Linked DNA regions of Homo sapiens: region 1 is linked to region 2. A link is a loop called in an ENCODE intact Hi-C map of the cell type or tissue named here. Cell type or tissue: K562. All regions are shown on one strand. Each heading gives the region's core, and the rest is flanking DNA. Links, peaks and the distances in the headings are about the cores only.

Region 1 (15,743 bases), core at 4,687-12,686, 76 kb before region 2:
CTCTATCCCCTGCTCTTAGCTCAGAGGGAGCATCCCCACACAGACACGCAACACACACAGTCATGCACAATCACAAAAGACACATATGGACTCATCCAAGATGAGATGCACATGGACACTCAGTCACAGATGCACACAAACACACACATCTAGATACGACCCCCACACAGAGGTACTGAAAGACACACACATACCCCCAGACACACCAAGCTCATCCACCCCAGTATCCCACTGTCCTTAGCCTGGAATCTGATTCAACTCGATCCAACAACCACTTATGGAGTGCTATCTGCATGCAAGTTCTCAATGAGCAGACCCAGAAATATTCATGGCCTAGGACTGAAGATCACAGAGACACATAATTCATTCAGCCAGTGCTTAGCAAATGCTCCAGTGTGGAAGGCTCTGCAGAGGGCAGTGGAGGGCACATGAGTCCCTCCTGTGTTCACAGATCTCATGACAGAGATAAAGGAACATCCATCCTGGTTATCACCCAAAAGCAAGGTTTTAAAGAAGGCCTCCTCTGGGCTGGGCCCTGGAAGATACTGCCTGCACCTTCCAGAAGCCCACATTCAGCTGGGGAGGCACACAGGTAAACAGGCCATGGCACCACCATATTCCAGGGCTGTTACAGGGGGCTGTAGAGTCCTGAGGAGCCTGAGGGTTCTTGGAGGGCTTCCTGGAGGAGGTGAGGGACTAGATAAAAATAGCAGGATGGGCACTCCGGGTATGAGAAGGGGCTCAGGCAAAAACCCAAGGCCACCAGGGAGAAGCTATGTTCAGAGAAGGGCAGTTCATAGAGTGGGACTCGGCCATGGGGAACATCTAAAGGAGTCAAATGCCAGCCTTGCTGCCCTAGCAAGTCAGCACCAACTTACAGGTAACAATGCTGCTGTAATTTGCATTAAAAACACCTTTCCCCTGGAGTAGGAAGCTGTTTCAGGATTTTCCCATGCTGCCCAAATGCATTGGCCATGCTACTGACCCCCATCTCGCCCCTGGCCCCCTCCCCTGCTGGTTTCCAGTACTTTCAGAGGCTGCTACAGCCCAAGAGAAAGATGTGCTCTGGGATAACTCCTCACTGCTGTCTGTGGGCCACCGCCTCATACCCTGCCAGTACCTAGGCCCTGGCCTGGAACAGGATTTCTAAGGCCACAGTCTTGATTTCATTTGTCCTGGGTAGATGCAGGGGCTTGGCCAGTTGTGAGACCCTATACAATGATCAGTTCTTAGAGAGATTTGTCACCTAGAAAAGCCAGATAACACCCTGAGCAGCCAGTTCCCAGGGACATGGCCCTGGCCCAGGTTTTCCCCCTGGAGTGCCCCCTCCCTTCATTCTTCCCCATTTTTCATCCTTCCTTTCAGCTGGCTAACTCTAGCCCTTCCAGACCAAGCTGACATGTCACCTCTCCCAAGAAGACTTTCTGAGCCCCCATCCCCAGTACCCCAGGGGAGTCAGACACACTTTCTCTGTGCTCCCCTCTATGGCCCTTATCAAGCAACACAGTCACTGTCTGTTTACTTAGTGATCTCCCCAGAGATCCCGACAGCTCTTCCTGTGGCCCGGACTCCCCACAGAGCCTATGCACCAGCTATTTATTGCTGCCTAACAAATTATCCCAGAACCTAGTGACTCAAATCTACAATAGTTATATTTTACCTCCAAGGTTTCCAGAGGTCAGGAATTTAGCACAGATGGGACACTTTGTCCACAATGTCTGGGCCTGAGCTAGGGTCTGGGACCATCTGAAGGATCATTCACAATGTGTGGTGGTTGATGCTGCCTATTGACTGCAGGACTACCTGGGCCTCTCCATGTGACCTGAGCTTCCTCCCAGCATGGCATCTGGGTTCCAAGAGCAAGCATCCCAAAAGAGAGTGTGGGGTTGTGGGGAGAAAGAGAGAGAGAGGGAAACAACTGGAATCTGTATCCTTTTTATGACCTAAAATCAGAAGTCATATAATAGCACTTCTACCATATTCTATTGGCCAAAGCAGTCATACACACCCATCCAGATTCAAGGGGAGTAAATGCAGGTCCCCCTAGGTGGAAGGAGTGTCCGTCACCCTGCAAGAAAGGCATATGGGGTGAGATAAACATAGGGCATGGCTATCTTTGGAAAAAATAATATGTCACAATCTGTTACCAATAGATGCTCAACGAAGGGCTGTTGAGTGAATGAATGAATGAATGATCCTTTCTCTGCACTATCCATCTCCCCTCTGTCCTCAGACAGTTCTTCTCAGTTCAGAATCCAACTAACTCTGACAATCCCAAGCGCCAGGTCATAGCCCCTCTTTCTGTTTTGGAAGCCAAGGGGCCATGAACTCCCTCCCAGCTCCAAAGTTGTCAGAATTGTCCCCAGAGTTTCAGGGTGTTCACTGTGGTTTTCAGAAACAGGGCAATAATGTCGAGAATTAGAGAGGCCACCAGAGCAGAACCGGGAGGCAGTTTCCTTGCTGATCCACAGACACAGTTTTAGGAGGAAGATCTAAGGAATTAAACATTAGGGGAAAGCTTCTTTTAAAGGTTTTCAAGATTTAAATAACTGTCTTCAGCTATTTTTTTTTAGGAGAAAAAGAACTACTTGTACTATCTGATAATATTTTTCGAGCTCTAATTTTGGTTTTTTTTTTTTTTTTTTTTTTTTTTTGAGATGGAGTCTCACTCTGTCGCCCAGGCTGGAGCGCAGTGGCGCGATCTCGGCTCACTGCAAGCTCCGCCTCCCAGGTTCACGCCATTCTCCTGCCTCAGCCTCCTGAGTAGCTGGGACTACAGGCGCCCGCCACCACGCCTGGCTAATTTTTTGTATTTTTAGTAGAGATGGGGTTTCACCGTGTTAGCCAGGATGGTCTCGATCTCCTGACCTCATGATCCGCCTGCCTCGGCCTCCCAAAGTGCTGGGATTACAGGCACGAGCCACCGCGCCGGGCCCTGAGTTCTAATTTTTTAGTAACTATTATTTGCTTTCACAGTTTTTCTAATTAATAAGAGAATGCATTGAGACTTTACAAAGAGCCAGACTCTGTGCTAAGTGCTTTAGAGACGCTATTTCTGTAATGGGTCAAAAACTACTGATGTATCAGCATTCAGAGGCTTCCTCCACTTGCCATATTCGAATGCAAATCAGCTCATCAATGGGGAGAGAACAGAAAAACCCTTCAGTGAGTGAGGGTTTTTTGGAGTAGGTACAGGATATGGGAGAAGTGAGGTGAGGAGGAGAGCATCTTTCAGAATCATTGTGGTGGTTACGCAAGAGATCTCCTGTAATGTTATTCAAGAGAAGCAACAAAGATTGAAGAAGTACTTTTTAAGTTATTTTTGGTGCTTGGACTGAGCTTCTTTGAATGAGACTCTATACAAAGTCTGAGCCACTGAGACACTGGAAGCTATAAGGGTTACATCTCACTTGATTCTTACAACAGTGTGATGAAAGAGAAACTCCCATTATTTCCTTTAAGCAGCTGAGAAAAATAAGATTTAGAGAGTCTAAGAATATGCACAAGACCACAGTGTGACAAGTGGCTAGTCCAGGACTAAAGCCCAGATGTCTCTGATCTGGAGACGAATCTCCTACTCACTACGTCACCTCTTGTCTTAAACTCTGTAGATAACTGGGAGAGAGGAGCATGGGCATTTTACTAGAAAAGGATTTCAGGAATTATTCCCCAGGTGGGAGTGGAGCGGGCAAGAAATCCAAGACAGGTGGTTTTCACTCTCCAGATGAGGCCAGATGAGCAGGAACATCTCAGATTTGCTAAAGCTTTCAAGAACACATTCCCTCCTCCGCTTCATTGGAGCTAGGCCTTGCCCCTGACAATCATACTTACTACAATCCCCTCCATTAGCCACGTTGGGCCTTCTATCTGTGATGTCCTTTCCTCCATCTCACCACCAATCCAGCTCTTATCCTTTTTTTAAGATGCCATCTCCTCCATGGAGTTACCTGTGAGCACCCCAGTCACAGAGCATGGAAATGGGTGTGGCTCTCATCACCTCACCTGAACTATAACTACCTGTATGCAGAGAACACACCTGTTCCTGTTCCTTCTCTCTCTCTCCCCTCTCTGCCCCCTTCTCTCTTCCCTGGAGCAGCTAGCCCAGGCCCAAGCACATGGTAGGTGTCCACTTAGAACATTTTGTGCTGCTCTGGGGGAAAGAAAAAGTAATCTGAGTATTATAGACTGAATATTTGTCTCCCCCAAATTCCTATACTGAAGTCTAATCCTACTGTGATAGTATTTGGAGGTAGGACCTTGGGAGATAATAAGCCATGAGGGTAGAGCCCTCATGAATGGGATTAGTGCCTTTATAATAAGAGGCCAGAGAGCTGGCTCACTCTTTCCCCCATGTGTGGACACAATGAGAGCTCAGCGTTCTGCAACGTGGAAGAGGGCCCTCGCCAGAACCTGACCATGCTGGCACCCTGATCTTAAGCTTTCAGCCTCCAGGGCTGTGAGAAACAAACTCCTATTTTTTGTAAGCCACCCAGTCCTTTGAACTTTGCTATAGCAGCCCAAATGACTAAGACACCGAGTTTTGTAGGTAGTTTTTTCAGAAAATCAAATCCAATAAAACAAATCTGACGATTCCTAATTCAGAGCCTCAATGGCTCCTGTGCTCTCAGCTCTTCCTTTTGTGTTTGTTCTGTTGAGTGAAAGTATGGGGAGCCTTAAAACAAACCAGGCTCATCTCCAGAAGACCTGAGCCCTCTGTCTGCCTCAGGTCGTTTCCCAAAAAATCGCAACACACACATGCACACACCCCACCTGTTCTACGTCATGTTCTGGAAGGTCTCATTCTCAGCTGAAATCCCCAAACTCCTTGGCCTGATACACTGATCCCCTCCCCAGATCTGGACCTACCTCCACCAGGCCAACCTCACCTCTCACCACTTCCTGCCTTGAATCCCTGGCAAATTACCTAAGCTCCCTGAGCCTCAGTCACTGCAACTTAGAACGGGGGGTCATAATAATGCCTGACATTTAGGAACAACTCAGTAAAGAGCTTTGAAATGCACGAGTGATCAAACGATACCTAATTCATAGGGTTATTTTGAGGATTCATGGAAATGTAATGAGAAAGGAGCAGAATACACAGCAAGCACTCAGCAAATAGTAGCTCAAAATAGGTGGAAAGACCGAAAGACCACTGTGATGTTTCTTGCCGTTCACAGCCAAAATTTCTTCTTCTTTTTTTACATAACCACATCTCTATCTGATCTAAGCATTCTTAGGAAACAGTAACAAACAAAACACAAAACCAAAACAACCAGCAACAGTAACCTCATAACTGTTTCCTGTGACCACACACAGATGCCAAGCATACTTTAGCTGAGCCAGTCCAGCCACCAGAGAGAGAGCACGCGATGCCCTGATGATATCCAGCAAAGTGAGCCCGAGAACACTCCTGTGGGGTGAGTCAGACTCCAGAGTAGAGACGAGGACTGCCAGAATGAGCTGAAGTGCTGTGTGTTGCCAGCTACGGTCAAGAATTGTCATCCAGGGTGGTGGCCATATGCATGCAATGTGCACAGCTCTGGGGCTGGAGACACAACTCGGCCCCTGAGTCTGAGGGGCTTCAGGAGTGAACCAGAGCACAGGCAATCAAAGGAACAGAGGGAGGCTATGATGAGCTCAGGCTTCCACATGATGGAGCCTCATTGTCAACCACGCCACGTGGAAGTAGTTGCTTTGCTTGCTTAAGCAGGAATCTTCCTCAACATTCTATGGCTATTCATGGAGGCTGACTCCTCTTTCCCCGACACTGACCCACAGTGCATTCACTGTCGATTCCCCAAGGCAGCAGGCCTAGGGTTGGGGCAGGTCCCAGGCTGTTCTAACTGTTCATGCTACTGACTTCTGTGTGGATCTGAGTAGCTCTGGGCAGGGCCCACCATGCAGGACTGGCACTAATAAGTAGGAGGTACTGTTAGTGCTGATGCAGCTGGGGCCACAACATCCTGAGTGCAGGCTCTGTCCACTCATGCCAGGAGCCAGGCGAGGCCTGCCTGGGATGCAAGCCATTTGGATGCTCAGCTCCACATGGGTGGGTGTCCAAGAGAGGTGTGGCCCGGACTTGGTGGGCCCACTAAAGCCCAGCACTCTGGACCCTGCAGAGCATCCTGGATGTCAAGGTTTCTCCTGACCCTCCAGCCACCCCTCTGGACCTCAAACTTGGACCTGAACTCAGATCTCTTCTGGCCTGGAGGCTCTGCTTTTGCCTATGTACTCAAAGCATCAGCACCTTCCCAAGGCAACAAGTCTTTGTTCTGCTTTACAGAGGGAATGAAGGGAAGCTGGGGTAAGTATCAACTCTTGGCCAGCTGAGTCACTCTATCAGTGAAGTTGCTTCTTCCTCTGAGGGTCAACAATGAGGCTTTGAGAGGCTAGGCTCTCCCAGACCAACAGGCGAAGTGGCTCAGCTGGCTGTGTGGAGAAGCACCCCAGCCAGAAAAGTTGCCCACAGCAACCCCGTGCGCAAACAGCTCCCCAGAGTAAGGGCAAGCTGGAATGCTGCCCCCATGCCATCGCTCTGAGGCAGGGAGTTTTCTAGGTCAGTTCAGCGCATGGGTGCCCCTGACATTCCCCGAGCCCTCCCTGCCCTGGTGCCCTGTGAGAGCTGCCCCTGCCCTCACAGTCTGGAGAGACACCAGCCAGGAACATTTCCCTTCTATTTATTGTTATGGCTGGTTGGTTGGTTGTCTTCTCCAACCACACAAGTAGAGCTAAATCTGTAGACAATTTTACAAACACCAAAAATTGCAGAGAGAGACAATTAAAATTATGATATTTTTTCTTTCAGTCTCCCCCTGCCCCTCCCCAACCTGGTTCACTTTCTTTACATAATTGAGATCCTAAAGTATTTATCGTTCTGTGGTTCGATGTTCAGCTCCTCCCATCACACCTATGGCTTGACATTTTCAGTAAGCTTTTTCTCATTTCATTAAATTCTGTTTGTAAACCCCATTTTTGAAGGCTGCATAGTCTTCCTTCACTGGGCTGAGCCAGGGTTAATCTAAGCATTCCTCTAGTGTAGGCTTTGTATATTTGTTTGTTTTGTGGCATTGCAAAAGCAATGATATGAAAAACTTTGCTGGCATTTCAAAATATTTCTTTGGGATACAGTCCTAGAAGTGGCATTATTGGGTAAAGTATAGGAACATTTTTAGGGCTCTTGGTCCCTGTTGCCCAATCGCCTTTGGGAGGACTGACCATTTTACACTTGGTAAACAGCGAATTCAATACATGGTACTTAGTGCCTGTGACAGAGGATCCCTCAACCACAAACCTCACTGCTCTGAATCCAAGTATCTTGCCACCGCTATCAATTCAGGGATTTGCAAGTACCAAACAGTCTCCTTTCTCCCCACCCTCAAAGGCCACCTTCCCCACATAATAAAAGACTTTGAACATCCTTGGAAAGATTTCTGGGCCCAGGAGCTAGGCAGACCAGGTTCCAGAACATTTGTCACCAGTGAGCTGATGACAGTCTTCATTGGTCAAGCAGGAGGCTTGAACTGGAGGGTCCCTAATGTCCCCCAGCTTGTGACTCAGTCTGGCAGTATAGGAGTTAGGGTCCAGGCTTTGGTGTCAAGCTGCATTGGTTCAAGCCCCAGCTTTGCCACTTGCCAGCAGCATGATCATGAGCAAGTTACTTGACTGGCCTAAGCCTCAATCTTATAATATGTAAAATGGGAATGAAGGAAATTAAATTATTTATCAAGCGATGGTGAGGATTGAATGTAATTAAAAATTTAAAAATTTTAAAACAGTGCCTGGCACAGAGTAAATACTCTATAAAGGGCTTGATACCAGAGCATGTGCTTGCTTTCAATTATAAACATCAACCCAGCTGAAGGGGGTCTCTAAGGTTGGTGTAAACAGAGTCAGGGAAGAGAGAAAATGCTCGCAGCCCACAGTGGCCCAAGCTATCTGGCAGTGGCCTTGCCCCATCTCTGTCTGGCCCAGGCAGTTCCTGGCACTTGCTTTTCATCTAACCTGAGGTCTGGCTGTGCAGCACCCCTCAGGCAGGGCGGCTCTGAAACTCAATGCTTCCGTGGGAGGAGAGTTGAAGGCCGCTTCACCAGGTGGTTATCAAAGGCCTGGCCGCCACAGAGGCTTGGGAACATAATCTCCGGAAAGAGATTGTCTGAACTCGGCTTGCTGGGGAACAAGGACGCTGACTCTGATAAGCCCGAGCAGTAGCCAAGGAGGAATTGGACCTGGGAGCTCGGGAGGACCTTGATGACTCATCCTGTAGACATTTCCTGGGGGCGATGGTGAGCCAGAAGCCAGATGCACACTCTAGGTGGTAGAGGGTTGGGGAAGATCAGGACAGAATCCTCTCTCTGGGATGAGGATGGAAAGAAAGAGCCATGATCACAAATGTGCCTCCTTGTCAGGAGCCAGCTCCATGCCTGGCAGCCAGCGACTGAGCCAAGCCAGGATCTCCCAGGATGAGTACAGGGTTAGTCAGGGGCCGCAGAGGCCCTCAGGAGGAAAGGGTCATGGCTCTGGTCAATAAGGCCTGCTGGTGGCTCTGCCCCTAGTGCTGTAGTCAGTTTTGCTCACCAGCAAACCCCTAATTCCAGGACAGGATATCCTCATTGGGGGAGATTGGGTAGGAGTGATGACTGGCATTTTACGGATCTCAACCAGAAACTGAGGTTGAGAGCGATCAGAAAATGTGTCTAAAATAATAAAGTGAATTAGGGGTCAAGTCAGCATGTGAACATACGTCTCCTACAGCTCATTTCTGTGACGGGCTCACAGGTCTGGGACAAAAGAGGTTAAGAACATCTGAACTAGTTATTGATGTGTTGAACAAAGCCATCCTACAGAAATGAAGTGAAATGATTGTATGTAATAGGAATTAAATTTCTGCAGTGAACTCTCTCACGGTTTCTTAATGGGAAGCATGAAAAAGCAAGTGCTAAAAGGTATTTTTCCTTTCTTGATGGCCTTGAAATTCAGCATCCAGTCAACAATCATTAATATCCACTTTGGTGGATCCTGTTACCTACCTGGCCTCCACTGCTTTTTTTCTCTTTCCAAACAGAACCTTGATTTCATGCAGCTATTGGCCTCCCTCACGCCTAGCTCCTCAGAGGCACAATAGTTATCCTAAACCCATGCTTCCCAGATGGTGCACCAAGGCGCCCCCAGGTGCTGCAGTGAACTCACAGTAGCACCAAGTGATATTTTCAATTTTCAAGAAACACAGTGACATCCATTGGAATCATGAGATTAGTTCAAGGTACTTCGCAATATTAACATTCATGATGTCATAGCTTTGTGGAACCAGGTTTTCAATGGTTGCTGTCATAAAAAATAAGTACTGCACAAATATCTATGTAAATAAGAAAAAAGAATAGCGGGTCCAGTCTAATTCCCAGGTTTGAGAGGTTGTGCAGGCCCGACAGGCACACACATCCCATTAACAAATAATTGTGGGCAATTAAGAGTGATATAAAAATATTACTTTTCTTTCCATTTTATGTGCATTAATTTTTCAAATGGCTGCAAAATTGTTAAGACATACTTATTAAATTGTTTGTACCTAACGGCTTAACAAACGGAACTATTGGGTATTTCTTTTGGCCTAGAATGCTGTGAAAAAATACTAAGGCACTAAGGGTGGCATAACCAAGAAAGTTTAGAAACCTCTGCCCTAAGCTAATCAGAACATGGTGTTTCCCTGGCACATGTCCAGGGTCCAGAGTGGGTCATTGTCCCTATCAGACTGAGGATAAGGATACCTGTGCCAGGATTGGGGAAATTTATTCTCTCATTTATGCTGGGCAAAAACAGACAGGAACAGAGACCCAAGTGTGTGTGTGTTCACTGTGTGTGATCACTGGTGATCAAAGGGGAGACGTCCTTAGCGTGGCATCCATGCTGAAGACAACAGAGGAGACCCAGGTCCCTGATGCCATTGCTGAGCTGCTGGATCTGCCCACCCTGCCTCTAGGCTTCCTGTAGTATGAGATAAGACATTTCCTTATTGACATGGTAGTTTGAGTCATGGATTCTGTTACTTGCAGCCCACAGCATTCTAAGGGATAAACAAATCTACTGTGATTGAAGCTGTGTTAGGAGGAGCTGGGGATGTGCAAAGGAGCAGCAGAGCCTCTGTCTTCGGGAGTCATGAGGCAGAGGAGCCACAGGAACTCCTTATGGTTAAGGTCTGCGCAAAGCTCTCCTAGGACAGGGGCAAGAGAGTTGACTTTTCCTGGAGTGAAGTTGAGGGCAGTCCATTCAGTAGTCTTTTAGGAGGGCACTGTCCCCATAACATGGCACTTGTGCCATCTTCCTAGGCTTCTAGGCACACTGCACCAGAGCTCACTGCTCCAAATGTCTTCCTCACCACAAGCTTCTTGAGGGCTCCTGAGAACTCTCCTAGCTTAACCCCAGACATACCTTGGCTCATCAACCACAATGAATCAAACAAAATGAAAAGACTAAAAGAGTAGGTGGAAAATGAGGTGAGGGGAGATGGAGGGCTTCCAGAAAGAGGGATCAGCACAGGTGAATGCAGAAATGTGTATTGACATAACAAGTACTATGGGCCTGGGCCTTGCTGGCACTGCACATCAGTGATGAACAAAGCACATGTGGCTCCTTCCCTGAGGGAACGCACAGCTCATTGAGCCTTCTGGGGGAAGCAAGCTCGATGGAGGTGAAATATGTAAGCACAAATCGTGGGGAAAGGAGAGGATAGTCGGGCAGAATAGCAGGGAGCCTAGTTTAGATCAGTGGTGAGGGAAGGCTTCCCTGAGGAGGTGATACCTAAGCTAAAATACAAAGGAGAAGGAGCCAGCCAGGCATAGCGGGAGAAGAGCACTGCATCAGAGGAAAAAGTGCAGTGAGGGCCATGATGCGGGCATGCACTCAGCAGTTGGGGGAACAGAATGAGTCCAGGCCAGAGCTGCCAGATTCAGTGGCACACATGCATGCATGCACACACACATATACACACAAACAGAAGTTAAATGTGGATTTCAGATAAACAATGAATATTTCCTTAGTGTAAATATGTCCCAAATATTGCACAGGATATATTTATACCAAAAAAGTCCCATTGCTTATCTGAAGTTCAAATTTAACCGCGCATCCTGTGTTTCATTCTGCAACCCCAGTCCATTCTGACCAGAGCAGAGTGGGCAGAGGGAAATGGCCTGAGAGAGATCAGAGGTGGGACCAGTGCAGATCCTGCAGGGCCTGGCAAGGGCTGGATGCTATCAGTGCAATGAGAAGCCAGAGATTAGTGAGAACAGAGTTGGCACAGAAGGACATGACTTTGATGCAGCCAGTACGGCACAGTGGTTAAGTTTAAGCTGCATGGACTCTGGACCTCGACAAGCTGGGTTCTGGTCCAGGCTCTGCTGCTGACAGCTGTGTAGTCTCAGGTGAGCTATGAAGCATTCTGCAACTCAGTTTCCTTATCTATCTGAAGGGCATGATGGAAGTGATAATGCTCCCCACAAGGCTGTTGTGCACAAAGCACCTAGAACAACCCCCACATCAGTCAGTCTGCTTTCTGCTTTAATAGGATTGCTTTTTGTTTTTTGTTTATTTTGTTTTGTTTTGTTTCGTTTTGTTTTGTTTTGTTTTGTGATGGAGTCTCGCTCTGTCGCCCAGGCCGGACTGCGGACTGCAGTGGTGCAATCTCGGCTCACTGCAAGCTCCGCTTCCCGGGTTCACGCCATTCTCCTGCCTCAGCCTCCCGAGTAGCTGGGGTTATAGGTGCACACCACCATGGCTGGCTAGTTTTTGTATTTTTAGTAGAGACTGGGTTTCGCCACGTTGACCTGCCTGGTCTCGAACTTCTGACCTCAAGTGGTCCACCCATCTCGGCCTCCTAAAGTGCTGGGATCACAGGCTTGAGCTATCGTGCTCAGCCAGGATTCTTTAAACAGATCACATTGGCTGCTGTATGGAAAGGTGGAAGGGAGAAGGAGACCAGGGAGGAAGCTCCAGGTGACAGATGATGGTGACCATTGAGGTGGAGGGAGTGGCTGAACTCAAGGCTTGTTTGGAGACAAGGCTGCAGGATTTGGCAAGCTTCGGGGCATGGATGAGGTGGGATAAGGTGGTTAGTCTTGCTGGAGCACGGTGCAAGCACCAATCAGGGAGGAGTGAGAAGTAACATTCCTTCTCCCCAGACTGCTCCAGAGGCTTCTCCAGGCAGGTGGAATGGAGCTGTCCTACCCTTCTGGCAGGGCCAGATGAGGATGGAGACGGGATCTCGCAGAGGCCAGGAGCTGTGGTCATGGAAAGGGCGGCCTCTGCTCTGCAGTGGTCTCCACACTTTTCCCTGTCCTGCAGAGGTAGGATTTGGCCCAAATTTAGTAGTCACATCAAGCTGCCATCTCCATGGATTAAAATTGGCTCTAAATGCAAATCAAGAGAGAAATTACAACAATGCGAGCATCCTTGCCTTCTATTTCTGGCACCTCAGTAACTTTAGAAAGTTCTGACCAATTTAAACGGTTTATCATTTCAGGAAAATTCCACTCCTCTTCCAGAGTGAGGCCCAGCTTGCCAAGCTCCTGCCCAAACAGTCAGACATTTCAGATGTGCATCATTGCCAAAGCAGGCACAGATGGGAAGCCACAGTGCACTGCTTGCTGCTGAACCTCAGACCTAGGGGCCACGTGGCCAGGCGTGCCAGGCCCTAGCCCCTCTCCCTCTGGGCCAGGGCTCAGCGCTGGACTCCAGGGATAGCTGCAGCTGTCAGACTCTGATCCAGGATCCTACAGGGAACATCAGAGACTGCTTGGGACAGTAAACACAGGGAAGCCGGGGAGCTGCTGAGGAGGCTCGAGTCCCAAAAACACTGGTCCTTGGGGTACCAAAGATGGAAGACCATTGTACATTCACAGCAAGCCCTGTCTCCTCATCCGTCTTAAAATCAAAAGTGGAGAGATATGGGCTGGGTGCAGTGGCTCACGCCTGTAATCCCAGCACTTTGGGAGGCTGAGGTGGGCAGATTACGAGGTCAGGAAATCGAGAGCATCCTGGCTAACACGGTGAAACCCCGTCTCTACTAAAAATATCAAAAAAATTAGCTGGGTGTGGTGGCAGGCACCTGTAGTCTCAGCTACTCGGGAGGCTGAGGCAGGAGAATGGCGTGAACCCGGGAGGCGGAGCTTGCAGTGAGCCGAGATCGCGCCACTGCACTCCAGCCTGGCGACAGAGCGAGACTCCATCTCAAAATAAAAAAAAAAGTGGAGAGATACATACCCTAACAATGAACAAACTCATCCAGGGTACACCCTCCTCACCCTACAAACAGAATATTATAACAGCTTCCAAACTGTCTCCTGGCCTCCAGGCTGAGATTGATTAACTGTGTCTGCCATGAGCACAGGATCAGGGAGTGTGCCAAGTTTTTCCCATTCACAGACTGGACAAATCTTCTTGGAATACAGACGTTATTAGTGTTCCTTAGTTCAAAGAGCTGCAGTGGTTCCCTGCTGCCTCCAGAAAAAGTTAAGCTTGGAACCTGAGGCTCCTCACAATCTGCATCCCACTTGCCCAGCCAGTCTTAACTCCCACCTGTTACCCACCAAAAGCTGTGTTTCAGAAGCCTGGCTGCCTCACGGCCAGCCTCAAACATGCCTTCAATATTCCAATGTACCTTTACTCACTGGGCTCCACCTGACTGGAATGCCCTCTTTTCCCTTCCCAAAGACTATTAGACCTAACTCAAGGCCTTCTTCTCCAGGAACCCATCCCTGGTCACCCAGTCCCAGCAGCCACCTTCCACTTAGCTTCTACAGCACCTAAGTTTTTGTGCTTTTCCATGGCCTGGAAGAATCCCTTGCCTTTTATGCACACAGAGCTTGTCTGCCCATCTAGACTATAAGCTCCCTGAAGGCAGGGATGCTGCCTTGTTCATTCCCTTGGCAGGGAAGGGAAACATCTACCCTGTGCCAAGAACTGTGCTAGGGATTTTCATCCATTCTTTTACTCAAGCCTGATAACAACCCCATGTTGTGAGTACAACCACCTCCATTTTATACGTGGAGAAAATCAAACCTCAGAGAGGTTAAGTGACTTGTCCAGGGTCACACAGCTAATAAATGTCTGGGCTGAAATTTAGACGCTGATCTCCCTGAATTTAAATCCAGTCTTCTTTTGCCTTGCTGCTGGAGTCCTCTCATGGAAAGCGGTAGTTACACAGAGGACCCTGGAGAAGGCAATGCTGAACCCCATGGATGTGCCCGACACATAGGAGACACTGAATACATACCTGTGGTTTCACTCACAAAGCCCTCATTGTGGAGTCTGATATGTGAAGCAGGCTGTGGAGGGACTTATTAAGCAGTGGGACTTGCCCAGCCACCCCCCAACCCTACTTCCCAGGTGATCACTAATTCCACCCACAGAAAACTAGCACAGCCAGGAAGCCACTCAGATCATGAATTTTCTGCCCTTTTATTTCACGGCTGCCCCCTCCCTCTACCCCCAGGCTTCAGGCTTCAACCATCCTGGATGATCCAGCCTGGAGCGGCTGAGGCTGCCACACTGACTGCTCCAACTACACAGAGAAGCCAGAAACGTCTGTCACTTGTGCCCTTGGTTTATCTTTAGAAGAAGAATGACTGAAAGGACCTCCACTGCCCAGGATGATTGTTTTGACAAGTTTTTATTGCGCATCAAATTGCGTCATTGTTTTGTTTAGCATTGAAAGGAGTTAAATTGCTATGAACTTAATGCGCCACCCCTAGTAAACCATTAGGTCCCTTCTGTGTTCCTGACTTTATAAGTCTGTTTCCCTCAGAGGAACATCTGTTGTATACTTAAATGACCTTAGTTCAAAGGCACGATCAACAAAAAATTTCTTAACTCCACTAGGAAGCATTCGAGGGGATCGTTTCTCTGCACTGGTCGTACAGGATGAGGGGCTTCTCTGTTAGCAGCTGTGTACATCTGCCCGTGGGGGCAGAGGCCCCTCTCTTTCTGCACATCATTAAAGATGCTCAGGCCTGTTTTTCAGCCTGTTTCCCACTCTGACCCAGGCAAGTGAGTCTCGCCAAAGTCTCCATTTTACAGGCATCGATAGCCAGGGTTCCACTCAAATGTAATTTTTACCCCATGTGCGGAGGGAGTGTGATGAAAGACAAGCGAGGAGTGCTCTGCTAATCCTTGGAAAGAACATGAATGGGCATTAGGAATTTCGAGCAACTTGACAAGTGTAGGAAAAACAGATTGTTCTTAGCCAAACACAGAGGAATTTGAGGAGAAAAACGAGCCTGCTGCAGAGAAAGATTCTAAGGACACCATCTTGGAGGCCATAAAAATCATATTGGAAACAGAGATGGCATCAGCCTTTCTGGCTTCCGCGTTATTAGCTCATCCTGACGTTATCCCCATTTTACAGATGAGTCAGCAGGCACTGAGAGCTCCCGACTTGACCAGAAGAGTGCCCAGGCATCTGACTCCAGCCATCCTCTTTCATAGGCAGCTCCTGCTCAGGGTTAAAGTGAACCAGCCACAGTTTATACAGATGAAGAGAATGACGGCGTGGACAATCACAGTGAAGTATTCCAATGTCTCTTTCCCTCCAGCTCCTCTGCTGAGGACTGAGCTCTCAGTGGTCTCCACAAAGTTAGCCAATAGTCTTTTCGTTCTTACGGTTTGGTCAGATTTCCCAGGGAATATGACTTTCGAGGATCCTCTGATGTCGGGCCCATCAAACATCAGGAAAATACAAAACTGCATTTCTCCAGGAG
Region 2 (15,743 bases), core at 4,837-12,836:
GCTTCTTGTAAGTTCATAATCATGCGAGTGAAATGCATTTTTTTGAGACAGGGTCTTGCTATGTTGCCCAGGCTAGTCTCAAACTTCTGGGCTCAAGTGATCCTCCCACCTCTGCCTGAAATGCATTTTAAAAATACAATATAATACTAAAATTAAAACAGCAACTCTCATTTTTTTTTTGCAGGAAGAGGGAGGACACTATACACATAGGTTAATCTATGTCTAAATGAGCTCAATTTGTTTTCTTGAGGTTTCAATGTTTCCCTTTCCTTTGAAATTTTTTATCTATTACAAAAATAATTCACAGAAGAATAGAAGACAAAAATCTTCCCTAGTCCTACCACCCAGTGAGAGCTACCATTAAGATTAATATTGTATTTTTCCAGATATTTTCAGTCTAATATATAATTACAATCATTGGACATAATCAAAATAGCTATACTAATTTTTGAAAAAGCTTACTTGTGTTTTTTTTTTTTTTTTAATTGTAAAACTAATATAAACTCTTAGAAAAAGTTCCAGGTAAGTGAACAGAATACTATAGGGAAGAAAATGAAAATTCCCTCTAGGCTACCCCTCAGCAAGAAACCCTCTTAATGGGAATCCCCAGGCTCTGAGTGGCTCCCCTCTCCAGCTTGGATCCTCAGCTCCAAAGCCCCACTGTCCTGTCTCTGTGTCCTGGGACAGGGGACAAGGGGCTGTCCTTACATTAATGCTCCACATGCCTCCACCCAAGTCCAGGCAGCCAGCCCTTCAGCCCTGGGGCGGCAAACCCACCCTAGAGTCCTTCATCTTCTTGGCTACTTTATGTCAAAATATTCATATTTGTTTTTTACTTAATAGCTAATGTCCTTTGCCGGCAACCCCCTGCCGCACCCCATTTTAAATATTATGGTCCTAATTACAGAGGATGATTACTGAATGACCAAATGGGGAAGGCAGACCCTGATCACACTCTGGAGGCCCAGCCTCTCTCTTACAAAATGGGACTCTTTTTTTTTTTTTTTTAACACCATCCAATGATGTCACCCGTTTGCGGTTTCTCTGGGACTTTATTAAAATGTTTGTGACGGAGCCAATGTAAACCATCCTAAATCCAACACAGAGCTGAAAGGACTGATTTTAGGGAATGTGAAGATATGGATCATTGGGCCTGTCGAAGCCCCATCTTGAGCCAATTATTGGTGTCATCTTGAGCCAATTTAATCAATCCAAGAGGGATTGGAGGGTGGAAGGGGGCGCAAGCGGGGGTTGTGAGCGTTGGTCAAACATGCTGGCTCAAATGCTTGTGTCATGAAAGCTACACAGCTCTAGCTTTCTGGATTTCAGTTGCTGCTCTAACACGCGCTTTCATCCCAGGGTACCCTATCTTGTGCCAGTTTCAGCCACATTGTTGGGTTTGTTTGAAATTGCTGAGCAGGGCTGATCTAGGTCTGAAAGATTAAGCCCCCGGAAGTCTTAATGGTCACTTCTCATTTGGGAGACAATGTCAAGGAAGCAGACCCCACAGACACCACTGACATCCGACCCATTTAGGGACCCAGGGAAACCAGCCCTTCCGCCTCTCACCCCAGACGGACTGTTCACCACTGACATCCGACCCATTTAGGGACCCAGGGAAACCAGCCCTTCCAGACGGACTGTACCAAGAAAGGGTCAGGAGCAGTCTAAGTGGGATGCTTAGAAACAAAATCCAGTGACAAACAACAGCCTTGAGTATTTATTTTTTGTTGAGTTTTTCTTTCTTTTTTAAAATTGGTTATCCAGCATTATAAATTACAAAGTGGATGTTTTTCTCACTTAAAAAAAAATGACTAGAAAGAAAAGACCCAGAGTCACCATCAATAGAAATATTTGACCATGTCAAGAGCTAAAGTAACATCAGCTTCCATTTTCTATTTTATACTCGGTGCCTCGAATGGATGACACAAATATAGGCAAGGCACAAACAGAATATTAGATATTTTCTTTACAAACCCACAGAAAATGATTGATATATGTGGCACACAATTATTTTATTTATCCACATATTTATGTATATTTGTCTATGCTCCAAAAAGGATGTAAGGGGTGTACCTGGACCTGAAATAGTTGATTAGCTGCCCCATCCTCTCTCCTACATTCTTCTCCCCATCTAAGTTTCAAAGGACTGCTCCTCCTCCCTCCCCTGGGGCAGCGCTTCACATTTTTTATGATACCAAAAGGGTCTAGGCTGCCTAGTATGTGTATGTTGTGTGTTTTGATGAATAACATCCATGAATATTCTCAATCACTTCTCCAGAACCAGCTATTTGTCTTGGATATAGCGCTACGCAAGCCCGGCGTGGTTTGGAATAGCTAACACTGCAGTAAGCCTTGTCACAGTGCATCTCTGCATGAGCTTGAGGCCACAGAGCAGAACGTGGGCCGATAATACAATTGTTTTCAACCCCATAAAATTGAAGAGAAAGGTCCTCTTGAGTTTTGGAATGCATGCTTGCTGTCAGTTCAAAAAGGAGGTATCCAAAATCTTAAGCCAGGAACAAAAGAATACGAGTCTGACAACCGCCTTGATGTTCCCAAATTTAACCACTTTAAAGAACCCTGCCTCCCTCATCATTGAATTATTTTCACAAAACAATGGATGTTGAATTTATCTTTTCCTATAATATGCAATCTGAAAGTTGTTTTGATTGAAACTGACTTTCCTTCTATTATAACTTGTTTCCAAAGACTTTGATTGCTAAACTTGTAATTTCTGCAAACCTGATGGACTTCTGGGACAATACAGGGGCTTCGTTACTCTGAACGTGTTCAAAACAAATCCAGAATGAACTTTTATCACTGCAACCTCCAGAGAAAGAGTAGGAAAGGCAACTCTGGGCTGAGTTGGCTTGGTCCAAGTCAGTATCTCCACTTGAGAATGTGTTAGTCTGTTTAGAAGTCAGGCTAATCCTACCTTTCAATTATAGAAGGAAACAGATTTTAAATTCAAGACTCAAGGTGGGTCCTCTGAGTGTGAGGATCAAACGCTCTGGTGCTTTCAACAGCAAACGCTACTGCCTGTCTCAAGGCGGAGGCCAGCCGGGACTGCAGGGTTTATAAACAATGCTCTGCTATTTATTGGAGTTGCCCACCCGAATCCAAATCTTCCTCTCTTCAATAGCGGCCTATTTACCGCAGTTTAAATCAGGGTTCTGCAGCCCTGCCGGGGTCTGCAATTTATTACTTGCTGCAAGAGCTCAGACCCAGAGTTTAAATGTCCCGAGTTGAAAGTTTATACCAGTCAGGACAGAAAATTATTCTCTCTGCCTAGGTTGAAGCACATTACTTCTTTATTGAATTAATTATGATAAGGATCATAACTTTAAACGAGGGGTGAGGTGCTGGCTTTCCACTGGGATTGCTTGGAGCAATTTTCATCCAAGCATTTTTGTGGAGTTATTGAGTCTGGCAGGTCTGAACTTTAGAGAGGAGTAACTTTCTCCAGAACTTGAAAGGGGTTGGACATTGATCCAGGCAAAGCTTTACCAGATTCCATGTCTCGAGACAGGGAAATTTGCACTGCATGCTGAACAAATAACTGCGGGACCGGATGAAAGACAGCTCAGCAACTCCTCATGTGGCCTCGAGCATGGCCTTTCCCTGGCAGACATGGCCCAGGGAGGGCAAGGGACAAACAGGAACAGAAAGGTCCCCAGCAAGCCCATCCTCCCCTGCCTCTTTATCTTCCAAGCCCAACCTGGGCTGCAGGGCTGTGCAAGTGGCATACTGGATCCTGGGTCCAAATCCTGGTTCTGCCACTTACTAGTGGGGTGATATGAAGAGTGTTCCTTTTCTTCTTTCTGTCTCACCCAACATCTCTGGACTACTTTAAGAAGTGTGTGTATATGTTACATATGTATAAATATGTTATACATACACACTATATCTATAGTGTGTGTATATATGATTATATATAATATATAAGTATTACACACAAATATATATACACATATATATGTGCATAATACACACACACCTGGCACTTAGTTGGGGCTTAATTAAATTATATATACATATATATTTGTGCATAATACACACACACACACACACACACACACAAACACACACACACACACCTGGCACTTAGTTGGGGCTTAATTAAAGGTAGTCATGATTACCATTGTCATTATTATCAGGAAAATGAAAAAGTTAAGCCAGACCAATATCTCATATGTCTTTGAACTAAAATCTCCCCAACTCCTACCCAGGTGACAAAGCAGTGTGGGTCTCTGGCTGTGGGCCCAGGCCTCCATGCTGCCAGCTGGACTGCACTCAAGGCCGTCTTCCTGGCTCCTCCACCCACCCCCACCCCCACTCTGCAGAGTCAGGAGTTTTGCTGCCTGGGTTCCAAGTGCTGTGGCTATTCCTGGATGTCTCCCATACAGGCCCCACCATCTGGATCCTGGTAGCCCTGTAGTGACAGGCTTTACCAGGGAAGAAAGGGGCTTTCCCAGCACACCTTTACACTCAGCGAGGTAGCCAGCTCAGTGGATAAAGCCTTGCTTGCAACTCAAATTAGGGTTGACGTATAATTTATCATCTGAACCAGGGCACGTTTAACAATGAAAAGGGCACTGCTAATAATTACTTTGAGACATCACACATAACCAAGACTGGCCTGGCACCTCGGATGTATGGCCAGCTATTCTCAGACCACTGTAGTCTCAGACCATGCTTCCTCATTACAGAAAACATTCCATTTGCATGAACTTTACTAAGTCCACCTCTTCAAAATAACCTTCCTTAATGATTTGACAGCTCCAGGCCAGCATGGTCTGACAGGGCCCTGAACAGCCACAGCCAGCTCCCAGCCATGAATGGATTATGCAGTGTTTTTCCTTCATTGTTCCCCTGTTCCCCATGGGAGAGTGACTGTGTGAAAGTGGCTATGGAGCCCAGTGTCTAAGTCATCTTTTGGGACTTGAAGAGAAGGGGACCCTCAGGAGGCCAAAGAGCCAAAGCTCATCACACCCTTTAGTCCAGGTGATGGGGTACTGAGATCACATCCACACCAACATGCTCATCTACAATCCAGCACAACCCCAGCAATTCTACTGACGGCCTTGGCAGCTATTACTTGGTGAGCAATTGCAATGCGCCTGGTCCTTGCTCAGGGTCTCACATTGAATTACTTCATTAGATCCTCCCTAAAATCCTAACAGGCAGTTCTATCGTTAACAATGATAGATGAGAAAACTGAGACACAGAGAAGTTAAGTAACCTGCCCAAGTTCACCATACATAAAAGTGGCCCAGCTGGGCTTTGAACTCCAGCAACCTGGAGCTGACCCTTAGAAGCAAAGATGTACTGTAAAGAGTGAAAATGGGCTTAGGCCTTGATTCAAAACCTGCCTTTACCCGTTCCTCATTGTGACCCTGGGCAAGTTCCCTTTTTAAATAACTTAATCCTCAATATAGGACCTAGGCTTGTTGTAAGGTCAAAAGAGACAACGTATGTGCAGCTATCTCATAAGGTATAGGAACCCAAGTACAGTTTCTTAACATAATCTGTTGCAACAGTCCTACCTGACAGTGAATCCTCCACTGTGTCCCAGCAAGTGGCCACCCAGCCTGGCTTAGAACATGCTGTCTGTCCCCAGTTCTTATCCTCAGGGCCTTGCCCTCAGCAGCTCAGGACCTGGCCTCAGCCCCAGATCCCTCGGAAGGTCAGCTCAGCTCTGAAAGAGAAGCCCACCATCCCAGGAGTTCAAACCATCAGGTCCTGACAGAGATGGCACCACTTTGGAGAGGTTTTATTTCAGCTACTTCCAAGGGACTGTATACCCCAAAGTTCCCATTCTGGAGATGTGCCTGCAGCCCATGCACCACGATTGTCCAGAAGCTAGGTCTACCAGGCACTCAGCCAATCAAGTGGCCAGTGAGTCAGGAGGCCTGGGGCTCCATCGCCCAGCTGGCAAGCCCATTAAACATCCACCCTGAGGCCCTCTCCAGGCAGGACACACAAAACTGAGACAATGGCTCTTCCTCACGCCTTCCCTTCTCCCTGCAAAAGTGTGTTTTGCATCCCACCCTACCCCGTGGAGCCCACATGGTTTAAGTTACTGGAGCCCCCTCTGAAGGGGGTGGTCTATTACTTTCATCTGTCAAAGAGAAGATACCACAGCTGGGAGCAAGGCAAGGTCTGGGCACAGGGACAGTAAGCAGGGACTGGGCCAGGTGGTCTGGCCGGCAGCCTGCCCAGGCCTCCCTTCACTCTCTCAGACCTGTGGCGCCTGCCCAAGCCATGCCTCTGTATCAGGAGGGTCCCTTCCTCCCAACAGGGTTAACCAGAGGTGAGTGTGGGACAAATGTTAGGTTCCTCAGCTTTCTACAATGCAGGGCAGACAACAAGACTGCCATGCTTCAGAGGGGATACAGGCTGAAAACAGCAACAGGTTCCAGGAGGGTTTTGAGAGTTGCAGAGAATGTGACAGAGTAGGGAATATGACTAATTTTGAACAGGGTAGCCTGTATCATCATTCAGCATCTATTCTCATTCAAGGGTTCGATGTTCTTCAAGAAAAAAAAAGGTCAATTTATTCACACTAAAATGTGAATGACTAAATGTTCCTTATGCATTGTACTTCATAGAAGTGTTTCACAGAAAACATGTAAATAGAAATTGCCAATGCAACTCTTCAGTTACTACCTCCCCTGATAAACAAATGCACACACACACACTGACACCAACAAGCACAAACACATGCCTCCCCATCCAAACCAAACTACTTAGTATTTTCTGAGCACCCTGGACCCTCTCTTCAGGCCAGGCTTTTATACTACCTACAACTCATGAAAGCATCCCTTCACTTTGTTTCCCTGGTTATCTTAAGTTCACCCTTCAAAACTCATCCCACTTAGCACCTCCAAGAAGCTTTCCCTGCTTGCACCTGCCCCAGGCTGCATTAGGAATTGCTCCATGAGGTGCTCTCTGCATGCTCCGCAGGTAGGGCCCTCTCCATCCTGGGCTGTCATGGTTTCCTGATCTGACTCTCCCACTAGACTGTCAGCTCCTCCAGGCCTGGGTCTCGTGCTCCATTTTATTCCTAAGGCCTATACAAGGCTTGGCACAGAGTAGCATCTTGAGGAGTGTTGGTTGAATGAAAAAATGACAATCTGCATCAAGGAAGCTTCTTTCTTTCTGAGTAAGGAGTATGTAGAGCCAGGCACACATGGAAGAGTGCCTGAGTGTAACACAGTTCTGCACCTAACAGATGCACCCACAAAAACACATGGGCTCTTTTCCCCTGACCAAACACCATTCATCAGTTTCCTAAGAATCATTCTGCCCACAGCTGGGGAAAAAACAAACAGTATCAAGAGCCTGAAGAATGGCAGAAGACCCTGTGCCTCTCAATATGTCATTGGGGTCCCTGGAGATATATGTAATGAAAAATGTTAAAACTAGCCAGTAAATAAATATGCCATGCTGAGTTTGGTGTCCACAACCTCTCAGACCTGCAGTTGTCACCACCCCACCAGCCCACACATCATCAGGTCCACCCAGAGACAAGCAAATGGTTTCTCAAAACACAGTGGTTTTTATTTATGGTTTTTATGACAGCACATCCTTCTAGACTACCTGTTTCTGTCACTTGGACCTAAAGCAATAGCTTGCTTCTTTCTGCCACCCCAAGCTCTAGAGCCTGTCCAGGGCCAGAGACTGCCCATCATAATAGGAGTTTCCCAGGATACATTTGCCACAAGACACGCACGGGCATGCCCATCTGCCCACACATCTATATGCACAAGCACATGTGCGCGCACACACACACAGGCATGGGAAATCACAGGGTGGGGAATTGAGAGCATCGGCTCTAGAGCTGTCCCACTTGGGTTCAAGTCCTGACTCCATCCACATTTACTATCTGGATGGCCTTGAGCAAAATATTTAACCATCCTGGGCCTCCATTTCCTCATCTGCAAAATGGGGAAAATTATCATTCTTACCCCATAGGAGTAGGCTAAGATTAAATCAACCTAAAGTACTCCTAACAATGTTCAGCTATCATACACACTATAAATAAATGTCAGCAATCACGATCATGTACTCACACATACAGAAATTCACACTGCTAACCTGTGGTTTCCCCATAAGTGATTCTCAGTCGTAAGCAAGAAAGTTCCTTTCCTTGACTCTCTTATAACCTAAAGTACCCTGAGAGTAGGGGTTATGGTTAGGACTCACAATCATTCATTCATTCATTCACTCAACAAACATTTTTTTTTCTTTTTGAGACAGAGTTTCGCTCTTGTTGCCCAGGCTGGAGTGCAATGGTGTGATCTCAGCTCACTGTAACCTCCGCCTCCCTGGTTCAAGTGATTCTTCTGCCTCAGCCTCCCGAGTAGATGGGATTACAGGTGCCTGCCACCATGCCCAGCTAATTTTGTATTTTTAATAGAGACAGGGTTTCACTATGTTGGTCAGGCTGGTCTCGAACTCCTGACCTCAGGTGATCCACCTATCTCAGCCTCCCAAAGTGCTGGGATTACAGGCGTTAGCCACCATGCCCAGCCTCCAACAAACATTTAATGAACACCTGCAATGTGCCAGGGATGGATCAAGATCTAGCCTGGCCTTGAAGAGTGCACAGGTGACAATGGTCTGTGATAAGTGCCATAATAAAGTGGAGAGAAAGGGAAATAATCCAGCTCAGGAAATCAGGGAAGGCTTCTTGAAGGAAAGAACGTCTACATACTAAAAGCTGAGTACAAGTTAGCCATGTGAAGGGGTGAAGAGGATGGGAGATGGACTCAGGCTGCACTGACTCAATTAATTATAACAATCAGTAACTACCATTTATTGAGCATTTTCTCCGTGCCAGGGCCAGTGTCAAGCATTTTAGCCATAGCATCTCACTGAAGCCTCACTCTCAGCTTTGAGTAGAGGGACAGCCTCTGCTTTGTATTTTGTTCATGCTGTATCCTCAATGCCTAGAATGCTCCCCAGAACTTAAGTAGTACCCAATAAACATTTGTAGAATGAATAAAAATCAAACACTGCCATGAAGGTGGTCCTAAAATGACCCCCATTTTACAGATGAGGAAACTGAGGTGTAGAGAAATCAAGTGACTTGCTGAAGGATGCTCCACAGCGAAGTGTGGAATGGAGCTAGGATCGGATGGAGCTCTGTCTGGTGTTGGGCTGGGACTCTCACCTCCCCGTCTGCTGGTCAGGCCAAGTGCATTATTCAGGTTCACTGAGGATGAGGCTGGCCTGAGGGACCTCAGCAGCCAAAGCAGCCACCCTCTCACATGTGACCTGAGAAAAACCAGGTCACAGACGAAACCCCACTCCCTACACAGCGGGCTCTGTGGAGGGCCAGCCAGTGGGGTGCCCAGCTGGCTCAGCAGCCTGTGTTTACATTTCTCCCTCAATCTGGAGGCTGCAGATTGAAATTATCTCCTCTCTGCCGTGTCAGCCTGTCCTGAGGTTCGCTCCCAGCCCCAGCAACTCCCAGCAAGCTCAAGGCAGTCCCAGCTGGGACATGATAAAGACGGCTCTGTACCATGGGTTTCATTTGGATGGGAGAGGAAGGCCCTCCCCTCAGCTTAGGCTGCAGCAGAGCCTTTTCAGTTAGCAGTCTGCCCTTCCTGGGGACTGAGGGAAAGCAGAGGGGCCCCCACTGTACCCCAGCCCCAACGGCCTCTGAGAGCCATAGGAGTACCACCACAGGACCCTGGGGGAGCAGAGTCTACAGCTGACCCAGGCTTCCATACTGCAGCCCAGATCATCTGCTGGGCAGATGACTTCTAGGGGATGGGGGAGATGTAGGGCACCTCCCCATGGCCAGCCTCACTATCTCTGTGAGGAAAGTACTTGCTGTGCAACCCTGGGCCAGTTCCCTCCCCTATCTGTGCCTCAGTTACTTCATCTGTACAATGAAGGACTAGGATAGATGATCTTGGGTGACATGCTGCAATTTGCCATGCCAGGCTCTTCTAAGCTTCCTGAGGGCAGAGGCCAGACTTTATTCCTATCAGCATCCCCAGCAGCCTGCATAATGCCTGACACTCAGAACACTCAGGGAGTGTTTGTTGACTGAATGAATGACAAAGATCTGCCTGTCCCCCTCCCTTTCCAAGCCCCCCAGGGACCTCATGAACTCCATCACACCTGGAACCCATCTTAGTGATCCCTTGGCCAGCCCCCGACTCCAGGTCATATCTTGATCTACAGATTAATCTTTCCCTATCTGTGCTGTCAGTGTGGGGTCTCAATAAATATCACTTAGTGCACTATAGGAACTTGATAAATACTGGTTATTACCATTATTATTACAGTATCAGACAAATTCATTCACACTAAGATCTTAATAATGAATAAAAAATGAACAGATCTGTATTCTAGATGGGTTCTAAGAAGGGACAATCGCAGGGAACAGATCTCTAACCATGACATCTCAAGTGCTACAGCAGGTGCTAACCTGGGTCCAGGTGAGGGAACAGGGAGGGCAGGCTTTCCAACAGGGAAACAGAGTCTTGAGACCAAGGTCCACATCTCAGAGAGACTGAGGAGGCAGAGACAGGGCAGGAGGTGTACAGACACATCCCTCTGCTGAGAAGTCATATACTTACCCCTTGTGGAAGGGTCTGGGATGCTTCCTATGACTTGTGGGCCAACACTGGACTAGAGGCAGAAGGGGTCATCATGGGGCTGAGCCACACAAATGCTCTGTGGCAGGAAGGCACACTTGGCCTAGAACCACATACCAAGCCTGAGGAATTTGCAAAGAGCTAAAAATTCTGAGTAAAATATCAGCAATACAAAACAATTAAAGACACAAAGGTTTGGGCACTAGACTATGCCACAGAGGTGCCCACCACAGAACCCTGGGGGAGCACTGGAATCCTAGTCATACTTCAAAATCCTCATAAGGATTTCTGCTTCTGGTGGTATTGTGAATTAGATATTCTATTGATGGAGGGGGGATGAGCAGGGGCCATACAAACAAACCTCCTAATACAAAAAGAAAACTAGATGAAATACATCAAACATCTTTTTAAATGCAGAACTGAACTTGTAGTAAAATAAGAACTCTCTAAATGTCAGAAGTGGAGAGGAGACAGGACTCCAGCCTGTGGAGCCAACGCTGCCCCAGCAAAGCTGTCAGGCATTTGCTGAGACAGGGTTTATTGGCAACAGAGGATACAAGGTCTTAGGCTCCCCCACCCTGCCCCACTCCCACAACAGAAGCTGGGCTTCTTGAAGAGCTACATCCTAAGTACAAGGATAGACTAGAAAAGGAATCTGCACACAGCAAAGGGAAACAACTAGGCTATCTTAGGCTCAGATCCAAGTAGGGAAAGGAAAATAAAAGAATAAAGCCTCCACTGACAATTCATAACCATAGCCTCACCCTGCAGGTCGAGGATTCAAATTTACACTACCTGCCCAGTTCAAGAAACCCCAAGTCAAGGAATTAAAGCATCCCCAGGCTGGTGGTTCTCTGGGACAACAGGAAGAGGCAAAAGCAACTTCTTTCTGGAAGAGCACGTCATCAACCCAGGTCCCTTAGGTTCCCTGCAGGAGTAGAGCAGTCAAGTAGAGCTCACAATAAAAAAAAAAAAAAAAGTTATAAGACACATGAGGAACAGTAAGTGAGAATCATCACAAGCAACCAATAGCAGACTTATACCCAGAAAGACCTGAGACATTGGAATGATTAGATATAATACATAAAATAGGTATATTTTTAAAATGTTTAATGAAGTAAAACAGGGAAGAAAAAACTCAGCAAGGAACAGAGATTATTAAAAATGGCCAGGCCTATTTGGAAAGTAAATAAATAAAACCTCTTAAAATAGAAACTCAAATTATTGAAGTTTAAGGCCCAATGAAATTGGTTAAGCAATTGAGAATTTGTGAGTTGGGAGGCAGATCTAAAGATATTACTAATAGTGCAGCACAGAGAGAGAGAGATGAAAAATGTAAGCAGGACTAAGAGGCATGGAGGATAGAATGAGAAGATCTAAACTATGTCTAATTGGAGTTCCTGAAGAAGACATTTAGAATTTCTTCTGAGATAATGAAGAAATAATGGCTAAGAATTTTTGAAAATTGATAAAAGACGTAAATAATGAGATTCAGGAACCACAAGTAACCCAGGCAGGATAAGTAAAAACAAATTCTCAGCCGGGCGCAGTGGCTCACGCCTGTAATCCCAGCACTTTGGGAGGCCAAGGCGGGCAGATCATGGGGTCAGGAGATCAAGACCATCCTGGCTAACATCTACTAAAAATACCAAAAAAATTAGCCAGGCGTGGTGGCGGGTGCCTGTAGTCCCAGCTAGTTGGGAGGCTGAGGCAGGAGAATGGCGTGAACCTGGGAGGCAGAGCTTGCAGTGAGCCGAGATCGCACCACTGCACTTCAGCCTGGGCAACAGAGCGAGACTCCATCAAAAAAAACAAAACAAAAGAATTCACGTGTAGACACATCATAGGGAAACTGTAGAATACAGAATCTTTAAAAATACTACAGGAAAAAGACTACAGATCACTTGTACAAGAACAAGCAGACAAGCAGCAATGTTTTCAACCACAACAATGGGAGCAGGAAGGCAGTGAAATAACATCTTCAATGTGCTAAGGGAAAATAACTATCTACCTAGAATTCTGAACCGAACATAACACTCACTTATGAATAAGAGGACAAGAGCCATTTCAGACCAAGAACTAAGTTGACTACTATATGCCCTCACTAAAGCACCAAAGGAAGAAGGAAAGTGATTCCAGAAAGATCTCATACACACAAGGGACTTGAGAACAAAGAAAATAGTATATAGGTGGGCAAAGTTCAACAAGTATCAGTTCTATTGAACAGTAACAATAAAGGTTCATGTTGGGATAAAAAATGACTTGAAACTAAATTAGTGGACATTGATAACAAGCAAGGTATGGAAGATGGCAAGAGGATAATTGCCTTTCAGTGTGAAAGGCACATGTTAAAACTTTTATTTTTTGCTACCTTGTCAAAGACACATGTTAAAACTTTAAGAGTAACCACTAAAATGAGAGTATAAACTTTCTAAATCAATAGAGGAGGAAAATGGAATTTTTAAAATATCTTCAAGTTGAGCAAGGCATGAATAGTCCCCGACCTTGAGAATCTCAGAGTCTGGTGCAGAAGGCAAGCAAATAAAAACATAATTCTATTGACAACATTTTAAATATATATGGTAAAATATATTAAAGAATGTGGGGAGGTGGGTTGATAGTCATGACACACATGAATGTGAATTGGTACAGTTGCTCCAGAGGACAGCTTGCCATTAGATTCCCCGCCATTCCCCTCTCACTGCCAGGCCTCGCTGAGCCATTCACCCCTGTGCAGGCCTGTGCAAAGGAGGTACACACAGGCATGCTACTGCAGCATTATGGGAATACCAGAGACCCAGAAACAGCCTACACACCCACTAATGAAGGAATGGCCAAAACCACAAATATTTCTCCACAGCATAAAGAAGGACAAGGTAGATCTACTATGTTCTAATATCTAATAACTAATCCTACACACAAACACACACACATCACAGAAAGATATCTTCCAGGCCCAGGATAGGGCCCTGGAACCTCATAAGTGTGCAATGAATGTGAACTAAACTGAATGGTACACAATACTGCAGAGAGGGGTCAGGAGAGACACAGAGATCTAGAACTTGTGAGCCAGGAGGAGCTTTCAGCAGAAACAGAATAAGCTAAAAGAAGAGAGTTCCTGGCTGACACTGTGAGGATGCTGGGGCAAAGGCAGAGGCGGAGCCCGCAGACTCCTCCCAGGCACTTCTGGTGCATAGGTGCATGCTCCCCTCCCAAGCCCACACTTGAGGGATTCTGGGAGTTCAGGACCAAATCTGGTCTAGGGTGAGGGTGGGAAGAGGAGGTTGGAAAAGGCCCAGGCAGCGAGCCACCACCCTTGCCTCCTTCCCACACTATCAGCTCTTGTCTTCCTGTTTGACCAAACTTGTCAAGCATGTTTTTGAAAGTTCCTATCCTTGAGAAGAGTTATGGGGCATGTGAGGTCTGGATCTCTCAGGAGGCCACAGTGACCACCCAGGCCACAGCTTCACCTCTGTCCTGAACTCCCAGGGAGGAAAATGTCTACAGTATTTGGGCCACAGGGCTCGCTTCCTACCAGGCATCTCTCTTACGGGAGTCCTGTGGGGTTAGGTGAACTCAGCTGTGTGTGTGCATGTACTTCTCCAACTCAACTGCTACCTGACCACACATAAGACTCGCCCCCTATATTCTGAGCACATTCTTAGACACTGGAGATGAATCAGCCCCTTTCTGTGCCTTAGTCCTTGACTACCTCTGCCACCTCTTCTTTCACCATTCCATACTTTATGCAGAATATTAGTATATCCCTACACACAATAGGTTGTTTCTTACTTCTGAGCCTTTACTCAATGCTGTTCCTCCTGCCTGGGACTCATTTCCTCTCTTATCTGATTAATGGTTATTTGTCTTTTAGATTCAGTAGTCACTGCCTCCAGGAAGTCTTCCCTGACACCCCTCTACTCCAAATTGGGCTCTATCTCTCTTTGGGATTTTCATCATGGCCTAGGCTTATTATGTCTATTATGAAATTCCTATCAATACTAAAAGCAAGATTTATGAAGTTCCATGAATGACACTAAGCATTTAATAGGTATTAACATTTTTAAACTTCATATTATGTCTATGAAATGAGAGATCTTCTAATTGCCTTTCTGAGAGTAATCCTCCCTTATTTCTTACCATAATAACTTAACTCTGATCCTATTGGGAATAGGAATGTGCCCAGGTTAATAATTACATTTTATTTATAACCTTGCAATTAAATTCTGATCAATGGGATATAGATAAAAGTTGTTAGGTGAGAATAATGAAAAAACCTTCTAAAGGATGGCTGCTGTAGCTGAAAAACACATCTTACTCTTCCTCCTTCATTCTTCTTCCAGCCTGGAATGTTGGCATAATGGCTGAAGCTGCAGTAGCCATCTTGCGACCATGAGACTGTCTTGAAAAATGAAGCCACCTTCTAAAAATGGTAAAATAGAAAAATAGTAGGAGGAGTTCTGCTTATGATATGGTCAACAGACCCACTGGACCAAACTTCCCAGCAATTGTAACTATTAACTCTAGACAAAATAAAAAATGCAACTATCCAAAGGAACTAGAAAGCAGGCAGATGTTGGAGGGAAGCTGACATCTGGAAGAAGGAATGGGGCCCAGGATATTTCCCATTTTTACGGCTTTCAGCTTGTAGATAGTTCAAAATCATCTTGAATACACACTGAGTAGTGAGTAGCCTGTAGGGTGACTCACACTCTTATTGAAAACCTATAGTTTTTCTGACTTAGAGAACCAGAGAACAAAGCTCAGAGAAACCTCAGCTGCCAAAAAGTAAAGGAGTAATCCTAGAAAGTAGAGAGCCAAAGACAAAGAGCCATGAATTCTATGTAAAAACTCTGGCTAAACTCTGGCTAATTGCTGAACCTTGCATGCATGGAATAGGCTCAAACCTGCCCAGCTTATAACAAAAGTACTCAGCTGAGATTTGTATTGCTGCCCCAGAGACAGAGTTTGCAGTTTGAATCCAAACAAGCAAATTACCAGCTAAAACAAACCAAAAAAAATCAACACCATCCATAAGAATAGAACAGAGTCCAGGGCATCCAAAATATTACATTCACAATGTCCAGGATATGAAAAAATTACAACATGAAGAACAAGGAAGCT

Evidence for each region. Peaks named below come from ENCODE experiments on the same cell type or tissue, not always from the same donor. Only the 100,000 strongest peaks of a DNase experiment are listed, where the experiment ranks them.
Region 1: it touches region 2 in a loop (7-fold over the local background); 3 of 110 quality-filtered maps call a loop at or near these places.

The regions. Positions count from the first base shown.
Region 1 is chr3:139,292,071-139,307,813 of GRCh38, reverse strand. It overlaps LOC124906290 (a long non-coding RNA gene), which reads right to left. Exons shown (of 2, transcript XR_007096115.1): 2 at 14,641-15,743. Among named protein-coding and RNA genes, the nearest start is that of MRPS22, 44 kb to the left of the region's middle. In K562, for the core only: a CTCF peak has its summit at 8,289; a DNase peak (open chromatin) is centred at 8,153.
Region 2 is chr3:139,215,917-139,231,659 of GRCh38, reverse strand. No RefSeq gene overlaps it. Among named protein-coding and RNA genes, the nearest start is that of PISRT1, 9.7 kb to the left of the region's middle. RefSeq lists an enhancer at 8,914-9,413. In K562, for the core only: no CTCF peak of the experiment used is centred there; a DNase peak (open chromatin) is centred at 9,439.